Regions from separate parts of the Homo sapiens genome. Here region 2 is linked to region 1. A link is a loop called in an ENCODE intact Hi-C map of the cell type or tissue named here. Cell type or tissue: IMR-90. All regions are shown on one strand. Links, peaks and the distances in the headings refer to the core of each region. The heading gives the core; the rest is flanking DNA.

Evidence for each region. Peaks named below come from ENCODE experiments on the same cell type or tissue, not always from the same donor. Only the 100,000 strongest peaks of a DNase experiment are listed, where the experiment ranks them.
Region 2: it touches region 1 in a loop (16-fold over the local background); 29 of 110 quality-filtered maps call a loop at or near these places.

Annotation. Positions count from the first base shown.
Region 1 is chr3:50,223,099-50,228,461 of GRCh38, reverse strand. MIR5787 (microRNA 5787) reads right to left here and starts at 1,026; the gene lies at 972-1,026. It also overlaps a transcript of GNAI2 not described here. RefSeq lists a silencer at 814-1,183 and an enhancer at 1,696-2,505. In IMR-90, for the core only: CTCF peaks have their summits at 956 (motif pointing left) and 2,210 (motif pointing right); DNase peaks (open chromatin) are centred at 881 and 2,221; H3K4me3 peaks cover 1,161 bases; H3K27ac peaks cover 1,049 bases; H3K27me3 peaks cover 332 bases.
Region 2 is chr3:50,118,804-50,124,166 of GRCh38, reverse strand. It overlaps SEMA3F-AS1 (SEMA3F antisense RNA 1), which reads left to right. Exons shown (of 4, transcript NR_135301.1): 3 at 1,579-1,642. It overlaps RBM5 (RNA binding motif protein 5), which reads right to left. Exons shown (of 25, transcript NM_005778.4): 25 at 5,146-5,363. Among named protein-coding and RNA genes, the nearest start is that of RBM5-AS1, 20 kb to the right of the region's middle. RefSeq lists enhancers at 627-1,127, 2,113-2,990, 2,991-3,869. In IMR-90, for the core only: a CTCF peak has its summit at 2,436 (motif pointing left); a DNase peak (open chromatin) is centred at 2,406.

The DNA of each region.
Region 1 (5,363 bases), core at 206-5,205:
CCCTGCCTCAGCCTCTGAGTAGCTGGGATTACAAGGCGCGCCCCCACGCCCAGCTAATTTTTTTGTATTTTTGGTAGAGACGGGGTTTTGCCATGTTGGCCAGGCTGGTCTCAAACTCCTGGCCTCAGGTGATCCGCCCACCTCGGCCTCCCAGAGTGCTAGGATTACAGGCGTGAGCTACCGTGCACCGTGCCCGGCCAACATGATCTGATTTTTAAAGTTCCTTCTGGTTGCTATGAGTAGTAGAACCTGAGGATAAGAGAGATGGGAGGATAGGAGGTGGGCACCATTCGAGGGAAATGGAGTGAAGCCTGTGGAGACAGGGCTGTCCCGTCTCCGGGGAGAAGAGAGCTGGTGAGGGGGCGGGGAGCAATTATAACGGGAGTGAGTTTTTGTTTCCTCCAGCAGGTTTGGGCGGGCTGGTCCCCATTCAGCCTTCCCTCCAAATGGGCGTGGCTCAGACACCTAAAGATCGGTCTAAAGGGGCTCCCAATGTCCCCGTATCTGCTTTCCCGCCTTTGTGCACCTCTCTACCTCTAGGAAGCCTTCCTTGCCCTGTCCTGGGTCTTGGCCAGCGGTGGGCTCCCCAGGGACCTCACCAGGACGGCATTTTGCGAGGTAAAAAGCCAGGAGGCTCAGCAGTGGACCGAGAGCTGCGCAGGGTGCAACCTTGCAGGGTGCTACCTGCCCTTGGCCCTGCCCACCGCAGCCCCTCCCTAATTCTTATTTTCCCCCTTGTCCACTCCCAGTGCAACCTCCTAGTTCTTCACCTCCCCCAGGTTCTCTCACCCACGCCCCGCCCAAGGCGTCCTCCCCCGATTCTGGCCTCTCCTGCAGAGCCGAAGCCGGAAGCGGCCTCGGGGTGCGCTGCACCGCCTCTTCCGGGGCCTCTCTAGGCCGGAGCGCGGGATTTCGGTGGCCGGGAGAGGCCGGAACGGCTTCGCGGGGCAGCGGCGCCTCCTGGCGGGCCTGGGGTGCGGCGCGGGAGCCGAGGCCGACCTAGCACCTCCCCGCGCCCCAGCCCCCGCCTCGCGGCCCCCACTCACGGTGGCCCCCGCCTTGCCTGCTCTCCTGTCTCGCTCTGCCTCCGGGCCTGGCCCCCGCCTCCGCCGACCTGCCACTCCTTGGCCGTCGAGGCCCGGTCTCCGCAGAGCTGCAGCCGTCACGCGTCCTCTTGCAACTAGCCCTCTGTGGCACCCCATCCCCCTTGCCCCGCGCGGGGCCCCACCTCGCCAGGGTCTCCTCCGCGATAGCCGCCATCGGCTTACCCTCAGAACGTCCCCAGTGACACCCGCCTTTCTGCTTCGTCCAGCCTAGCGTCTTCACACCCTCCGTCATGAGACGCTCCCTCCTTCTCGCGCTTCCACTTCACAGCAGAGATTAGACGGTGATGTGGGTGATTCTCCCGCTGGGCACCTCGCCTGCTTCCTGAGGGCGGAGTAGCTCCGCATCGCCCATGCCAGCCTAGGGCCGCTGCGCCGTGGGGGCTCGGATGACTTGCTGAGTTTGATTTCAGAGTCATCGGGAGGATAGAGAGGAACTGGGTAAAATTTGCTCTCAGAGGCTCACGCCTGTCATCCCAGCACTCTGGGAGGCCAAGGCGGGCGGATCACGAGGTCAGGAGATCGAGACCATCCTGGCTAACACGGTGAAACCCCGTCTCTATTAAAAATACAAAAAATTAGCCGGGCGCGGTAGCGGGCGCCTGTAGTCCCAGCTACTCGGGAGGCTGAGGCAGGAGAATGGCGTGAACCCGGGAGGCGGAGCTTGCAGTGAGCCGAGATCGCGCCACTGCACTCCGGCCTGGGCGAAAGAGTGAGACTCAGTCTCAAAAAAAAAAAAAAAAATTTCTCTCAGAACACATAGTCAATGGCGGACATAGTCAATGGCGGGTCTGGGGGTCCGGCCTCTTCCTCTACTCCGGGCTTCCCCCAAGGTCAGGCAGTCCGTGGGGGGTCTGGCTGGCTCCCTGCAGTACACACCTGCGCCGATGCCCAGCGTTGAGGCCCTACCCATCCCGGGGGACCTTTCCCCTCCCGCCTCCCGCCCTTCTGTCGGCTTTCTTCCCACGGATCTGCCAGGAAGCCTTCCAGGACTGTCCTGGAGCATCAAGGCTCGACCGCACGGCCATGGGTACCGACCATCCCAGCCACACGGCTGGGCAACGTGTGGTGGGTCACCGCGCAGCCAGACTCCGGCTGGTGACCGCCAGGGGTCAGCAGAGGCCTCCTTTTGCATAGCTTGGCGGATTAGGTCGCTGGCTAATCCTGTGTGTGTAGCCAGGCGGTTTGTAGACTTGTGTGGTTGGAAAGTAGTTTTATGCTTTCAGATTTTTCCAGGGCTGCTCTTCTTTCTAAGCAACCTTCAGTCAATTATTACTGCTCCGCGTTGTTGGAAAGTCAGTTGCTGGGTGACTTTAAACTAGGGTCCAGGCAGACATCTTTTTTCTTTTCTTTTTTTTTTGGAGACAGGGTCTTGCTCTGTAGCCCAGGCTGGAATGCAATGGCGAACTCGGCTCACTGCAACCTCCGCCTCCCGGGTTGAAGCGATTCTCTGGAGGTGCCTCAGCCTCCAGAGTAGCTGGGACTACAGGTGTGTGCCACCATGACCGGCTAATTTTTGTATTTTTAGTAGAGACAGGGTTTTGCCATGTTGCCAGGCTGGTCTTGAACTCCTGACCTTAAGTGAATCCCAAAGTGCTGGGACTACAGGCATGAGCCACCACACCTGGCCTAGGCAGACATCTGAATTGTCCCCTGGGTCTCTCCACGGCTCCTTGCCATCCTTGCCTGCGTCTTGGACCCGCTGTGTCCCTAGCCACCAGCACTTGACCAGGCAGGTCAGTGGCCAAGCTGCACACTCCCTGATGTCCAGACCCCCACTATCCAATCTCTGTCTACTGTTTTCCAGCTCAGTTTCCAGCACCCCCATCCTGGAAGTCTTTCACTGAGCTCAAACCTACCCTCCTACCAGCTGCTTCCATTCTCTCACCTCAATACCTTCTTCTTTCCAGTCTTTCTTCCTCCCACCCACAGACGGAGTCTCACTCTGTTGCCCAGGCTGGATTGCAGTGGTGTGATCTCGGTTCACTGCAGCCTCTGCCTCTCAGGTTTAAGCAATTCTGCTTCAGCCTCCCGAGTAGCTGGGATTACAGGTGTGCGCCATCACACCTGGCTAATTTTTGTATTTTTAGTAGAGACGGGGTTTCACCATGTTGGCCAGGCTGATCTCAAACTCCTGACCTCATGATCCACCCGCCTCGGCCTCCCAAAGTGCTGGAATTACAGGCGTGAGCCACCGTGCCCGGCCAACTTTCCAGTCTTTCTTAAAAGCCACTGTTGGCTCTGCCCCTCTCACTTCACACAAGTTGTTTACACTGGCTCTTTCCAGTTCTACCTCACTTTCTCCTCTGCCCACTCCAGGCAGGCCTGTCCCTCCCTCACAAAAGTGCCCTGGTCAGGGTCCTTAGGGATCCACAGGTGTCCGAATTCAGTGGTCCATCCTCTACCCTCAACTCCTTGGCAGCATCTGACACTTACCTGGCTCCAGGTGCCCATGCTCTCCCAGTTTTCCTCTCACCTCCTGGCTACTCCCGCCCAGCTCCTTTGCTGGTTCTGCCTCATCTTCCAGGGCTCAGTGCTTACTGCCGCCCTCCTCTGTCTGAACTTAGCTTCTTCCCATCCCATGGCTTTAAACACCACTTGCTTTGCTTCCCAGATCCAAAGCTTCATCACTGGCCACTCTACTGAACTCAACGCATACACCCAGCAGTTGACTCGGCACCTGCACTTTGATGTCCAGTCAATGTTTTTTTTTTTTTTTTTTTTAGACGGAGTCTCACTCTGTCACCCAGGCTGGAGTGCAATGGTGTGGTCTCGGCTCACTGCAACCTCCGCCTCCCGGCTTCAAGCGATTCTCCTGCCTCAGCTTCCCGAGTAGCTGGGACTGCAGGCACGTGCCACACCTGGCTAATTTTTGTAGTTTTTAGTAGAGATGGGGTTTCACTATGTTGGCCAGGCTGGTCTCGAACTCCTGACCTTGTGATTCACGCGCCTCGGCCTCGCAAAGTACTGGGATTACAGGCGTGAGCCACCATGCCCTGCCGATGTCCAGTCAATGTTTTAAACTCTTCATGGACAAAACTTATCTCTCTCCCAAGCCTGCTCCTCCTCCAGCCTCCTGCAGTGGCACCTCTATCACTAGACAACCTTGGAGTCACCCTTGACTTACTTCTGCCTCTCCTCCCCTACTGGAACCATCCGGGAAGCCTGCCACCTCTACCTTTAGGACAAGCCTAGTGCCTCATCCTGCCTCTACCATCACCTGGGCTAAGACATGCAACATGATTATTTGGAATAACTACAGGAGCCCTTGTGTCAGTGTCACCCTTGCCCCCCATTCCCCACCCAGAGCCTAGTCTTAATGCAGCAGCCGGAATAATCTATTTAAAACTTAGACTTATGCCTGACACGGTGGCTCACACCTGTAATCCCAGCATTTTGGGAGGCCAAAATGGGAGAATTGCTTGAGACCAGGACTTTGAAACCAGCCTGGGAAACATGATGAGACCCTGTCTCTACAAAAAAATAGGATACAAATAAGCAGGCAGTGGTGACATGTGCTTATAGTCCCCAGCTACTCAGGAGGCTGAGGCAGGAGGGTCCCTTGAGTCTAGAAATTCAAGGCGGCAGTGAGCTGTGATCATGCCATTTGCACTCCAGCCTGGACCACAGAGCTAGACTCTGTCTCAAAAAAAAAAAAGTTCCTTTCTCAGGCCCACTCTGACCCCCGTCCCCCACCTCCCATTTTTCTTATCTTGTTGCTTTTACTCCCTGTAGTACTGAGCATCTTCTAACCACATGATAGAATTTAGTGGTTAGGTTTAATGCTGCTTTTTTGGATCTAATCCCCATCCTGGACAGTAAGTTCAAGGAAGGCCAGGGTCTTCACTTTGTTCACTGCTTTATTTGCAGGTGCTAGATGAGTGCCTGGCGTGTAGGAACTGTCAATAAATACTTGTTGAATGAATGAATGAATGAGTCAAGAGGCAAATGTGTGCTTGTGCACACAGGTGAGAAGGGTGTGGGCAAGGGCAGCTGCTGGGCAGGGAGACTGAGACCCATGCTTTTGCCCCCCTTCCTGCTCTTATTTTTCTATAATAAGCAGTCATAAGAAAAACAGTGAAAAGAAATATAGAAGACCTTTGTGCTGGACCTTCAGGCTGCTCTAACTTATCAATATTCCAAACAGAACAATTTTTCCAGAACTATTTATTTATTTATTATTATTATTATTCTTTGAGATGGAGTTTGGCTCTTGTTGCCCAGGCTGGAGTGCAATGGCTTGATCTTGGCTCACCTCAA
Region 2 (5,363 bases), core at 112-5,111, 100 kb after region 1:
AGGTAGATCCATCCAGTCTTCAGGGATTCACGGTGGAGGGAGGAGGCAGAGCCCAGCTGCTTCTGGACACTCCTAACCTGAGCAGGGTGGCAGGCCCAGGTCCTAGGGCCTTCCAGGCGGAGGGGATGGCAGAGCTAATAGGATGCCAGCACATGGAAATGACTGGATCGGGGACTGGGGCCCTGGGTTTGGATGAGATGGGTGTGGACCTCAGCTTCCCAGTCTGTCAGGGAAACAGGAGAGGCTGCTCCCTCTCCTTCCTGTCCTCACTGCAGGTATGGCTGCAGGTGTTAGAAGGGAAGGTAATGAACCTTGAGCCAGTCTTAGAGACCATGATGCCCCTTCCTCAGTCTTCCCTTCCCCTCTCCAGCTCTGCCAGTGAGCTGAGCCATGGCTGGCAGACTTGGACCTGTTCAGTGAGCTCAGAAGCCTGTTCTGGGTGGACACCCCCAAGATCCACCCACCTGAAAAGGGGAAAGCCTCAGAATGACATTGTGTGCACAAGGGTGTGCCTGCTGGGTGGCGGCTTGTGCTCTGCCACGCTGTGACCCTGGGGGCTCCCTCTCCCTTCACAGAAGGCTGCCAGACCAGGTTTCCTTCCTCAGGGGTAGCAAGAACATCTGATTCCTGCCCCCTCAGGAGCCAGGTTCACTTGCACACTTGCTCATTAATGTGTCTGGCTTGTGTGTGCTCTTCTATATGCCAGTGGCTGGGTGGGGTTATGCACAAGTGTGCATGCTTCACACACCAACCAGGGAGGGGGTCTGCAGGATCTGGATGTAATGCCACCTCAAATGTCAAGGGTGATGGGGAAGCATGCATGTTGCCTGCTGCAGCCGGATGCCTGAGGGCTGGCCTGCATTGCGTGTGGGTGCGTACACATGGCATGCTTATGAGTGCAGAGGATGGCTCCTCAGCCCAGGAGTTGGGGAGTAAGAGGAAGGAGAAGAAGCCCCAGCTCTGGTGCCTCTCAGGATTTGGGCTCAGCCCTGTCTTGCTCCAGGTCTTACAGATTGAGGCTAGGCGCCCTTAGGTGGTGGTAGGCTGTGCTGGGCCAGGGGGCCCTAGGCTGAACCCAACCCTGCAGGACAGGCTGGGCAGGGCTCCCACACCTGCACCTGACCCTGTTCCAGGCCCACACTAGGGGATGGTGGGGGGAGGCTTAATTACATCCATGAATCATTCTCAAATAGCTCCTGTCCAGCCAGACTCAGGATGGTGATGCCCGCCCAGAGCTGAGAGCCAGGGGCTCCTGGAGCCTCCGTTGCACATAAAAGCAGCAGAGGACGCGAGCAGGCACCCTAGCCCCTCCTCTCTTGGCCACCTGCCTCGGCCTCCCCCATTGGTGTGCAGAATTCACCCCAAGATCAGAGGCCTATCTCAGCACCCGTGGGTAGCGCAGAACCAACTCCTCTAGACCTGGCGGCCCCATCCCACGTTATCTTGCCCCCTCAGCCTCCTCCGTCCCCTTGTGGCTGCTGCAGACTCCTCCAGCTTCTCTTTCCAGCATCCTCTAGGCCTCACTTTGCCTCTGGTTGTCTTCACCTGCCTCTCCCTGTCTTTCTCCTCTTTCCTCAGGGCACTGGGAGGCATCCCAAGACCCAGCTCACTCCAGGGCTGGACCTCAACCTTGTACCTGCAGGTGAGACCCAATTCTACTGCACTGGAGTGGTGATGGGGCAGCAGTTGCCAGCAGCAGCCCAGTCCAGCAACAGCTTTGAATCTCAGTTTCCTCTTTAAATGGGATGGCAGTGCAGCTTGGACTAAGCAGGATGGGAGGGCCCTGCCCCTGGCTCATACCTTCTGCTGGAAAGTTCTGTCTGGCTGGGTGTGGCCCACCCTATAGGGTTCTGACCTTAACCCAAGTCCATGAGTCCACCTCCCTCCTGCCACCTTCTGGGAGACTGGGGTGAAGGACTACAGGCATCCCCTGCTTCCATCTGGGAGCCCTGGACAAGCTGGGCTCCAACTCCCCATGGGCTGTAGGGACAGAAGCTGAGAATCTGATGCTCTAGCAACAGTGCTTCTGTGAGTCAATAAGCACGTGGTAGGGAAAGGGAGTGAGAGGCAGAAATGCACTTTATCGACTGCAGAAATTATTTACCTGGGTCAGAAAGAATTGCTGAGAGGGAAGTGCCTACTGTGCACAGGGTCAGCCTGGCTCTTGCCCCATTGGGCGCTGTGGGGACGACTTCCCCATCTAGCCAGAGGGGGTCCCTGGGGGTCAGAGACCCTCAGGAACTTGCAAGGCAGGCAGACTTGGCACCTGCCTGACTCCAGAAAGTTTCAAGGCCGAAGTTCTAGCCAGGTCTCCTTGAGTCCCAGAGACGTGGAGAGAGCCCCTGGGAACCTCCAGTACCTCAGGACTTGGTGGGAAGTCCTCTCCTTACCACCACCTATACCAGCCTGGCTGGAAAGATGATGGAATGCTGCCACCTGGTGGCCACCAACAACACAGTACCCTCCTCCAGTATCGACTGTGGGCAATCTTCCCCCACACCCCACCTGTCCCTGAGGGCATTCATTCCTCCGGAATCGGGGTGGCTGGGATCTGGGCGCCCTTGAGACCCCCAGCCAGACTATGCATGCCTGGGGAGCTTAGCTCAGGCCGGGATGCTCATCTGGGCTTTGAAACTTGTTTGATGCACAGCCATGACAGCTGCTCCTGGACGGCCCTCAAAGCCTTGCACGTTGTAGCAGCTGTCCCAGCCAAGGGCAGTCTGGACTTGGGAATCCTTGGAGGCTCCTTCTAGTTCAGTAAGAGCACCGTTCAAATTCAAGATTTGGGTTCCCCTGATTGAGAGGATTGCACTACTCTCACAGCATCTCAACATCACACAGGACTAAGAGGAATGGTGGCCCTATGGGCAGCACACAGCACATTTAACCGGGCTTGGGATTGGAGTAAACCCTGATGGGCCAGTCAGGAGGATGCTTGGGATCCTAGTGCTTCCAAACCAGAAGGATCACCCAAATATGGTCTTGCAGGATACCTGGGCCCAAGATAACAGCCTGTCAAACCTCAAGGACTGGGGCCATCAATTTAGATGCAGGGTGAAGGCTGCAGTCACCTGGCTAGGTATGCTGGTAACAGGTGAGGCCAGAGGAGGGAGCCTCCATCTCTGAGGAGCTGGCTCAGACCCTCACATTCACAGGAACCCTCAGCTTCATGTTCATAGGAAAGGCCACGCTGGTGTTGACAACAGATGCCGTGGTCCACAGCACACATGGGAGAGCCTTGAGCAGCTTTGACAGGTAACTCTAAGCACCAGCAGTGTGGGACAGGTTGAGGTGCCCTTCCGGGTGCTGGGAAGTCAATCTGAGGCTGCTAGAGGGCTGGCTCCTATTAATGCCTGGCCATGGCTCCCCTAGGGAAGACGCTTCCACCCAACCTTTGCTGAGCTGGGTACATATAATTAAGAGCTTCCCAGATCCTATTCTGGGTATGCTCACCTGGAAGAGCTTTCCGGGCCGGATGTCAAAAGGGTCTAATTAGGGTACTCAGGACTGCTGCTCAGGTGCGAGGAACACCAGCATCACCCTTGATGCCGTGAGGGCTCTGGAGGTGAGGCCAGTTTCTTATCCAACTTCTGTAGACCAGATCTGTGACACACTCTCCACCCCAGCTCTGGGCGCTTGGGCCCTCATTTGTGAAGTTCCCAAGCCTTACTCTGCAGAAACCCAGGCTTGGGGCTTCTGCATTTGCGTCCACCTCTCCCTAGCCAGAGCTGTGATTAGGCTCAGCTTCTCCAAGGCACTACCCTACAGGCCAGGGTGAGGACCTCCTGAGCATTTTCTATTCCTTAACGCCCTGCCCGAAAAGAGGAAAACGTGACCACCCACAAAAGCAAGTCTAGCTTCAAAAGTAAACTGCAGAGAAAAGGCCACCTTAACTGCATGCCCAATCTGTGGAGCTTAAGCACTCAGTTTGGCCAGATTGGCAATGTGAGCAACCCATCACATCATCTGGTCCCAAGAACAGCCTGAGATCCAGGTATACTTCCTGACCTGGTCAGGCATGGTCTTCTGGGTCAAAATGATGTTCTCTGCCCTGTGGAAGAGTGCTGAGGACGAAATACCCATTCAAAACAGAAAACTCTCCAATGCCCCCAGGACCTCCTTAGCAGCTGAGAAGATGCAGTGAGTGGAGTGCTGCCAGGGGGAGATGACCTCCTCAGTTTCTCCATCGCAGCAGAGGGTGGACCAGGTATCACCTGTATCATGGCCAAAAGCAGGGAGGATCTGCCCTGCAGAGCAGTGACAACTCCACACTCCGGCATGTGTGGAATAAAGTCTGTGGAAACTAGAGAGGTGCAAGCACTCATGGTCACTTTGGTCTTAGCAGAAAAGCTACTAAGTTACCATGATTTCCATGAAGAGTTTTAAAACATGCTAAACTTTTTTTTTTTTTTTTTTTGAAACGGAGTTTTGCTCTGGTTGCCCAGGCTAGAGTGCAATGGCGCGACCTCCGGCTCACTGCAAACTCCGCCTCCTGGGTTCAAGCAATTCTCCTGCCTCAGCCTCCCGAGCAGCTGGGATTACAGGCCAACCACACCCAGCTAATTTTGTATTTTTAGTAGAGACGGGTTTCTCCATGTTGGTCAGGGTGGTCTTGAACTCCCAACGCCAGGTGATCCGCCTGCCTCGGCCTCCCAAAGTGCTGGGATTACAGGCGTGAGCCACCACGCCCGGCTAAAACATGTTAAACTCTTGAATTTAAAAATCCGAACATGTCAAGACCAGCCTGGGCAACAGAGTGAGGCCCCATCTCTGTAAAAAATTAAAAAATTAGCCTGCATGGTGGTATGTGCTTGTAGTCCCAGCTACTTGGAACACTAAAGTGGGAGAATCGCGTGAGCCCGGGAGGTCGAGGCTGCAGGCTCCCGAGTAGCTGGGATTACAGGTGCACACCACCACGTCTGGCTAATTTTTTTGTATTTTTGGTAGAGACAGGGTTTCACCATGTTGGCCAGACTGGTCTCAAACTCCTGACCTCAGGCAATCCACCTGCCTCGGCCTCCCAAAGTGTTGGGATTACAGGTGTGAGCCACCACGCCTGGCCAACCCTGCCTCAAAATCAATCAATCAATCAATCAGAACGTGGTGATGGGGGCAAGAAATAAACTGATTTCATCACCAGGCTTGACTGGCTCAGACATGCTTGACCCACCTACCCACCCAAGAATAAAGAGACACAGGACACCCATTTCTCAAGGTATTTCTTTTGTAAAGGAGCCAGATTTGGCAACTAGACTGAAAATCTTCCAAAATTCTGTACAAATGTGTAATATACAAATATACACAAGGCTTTTGCCAAGAAAAGACATCACAACAAATGACAGAGGTGGCTTTGGTGTCACATA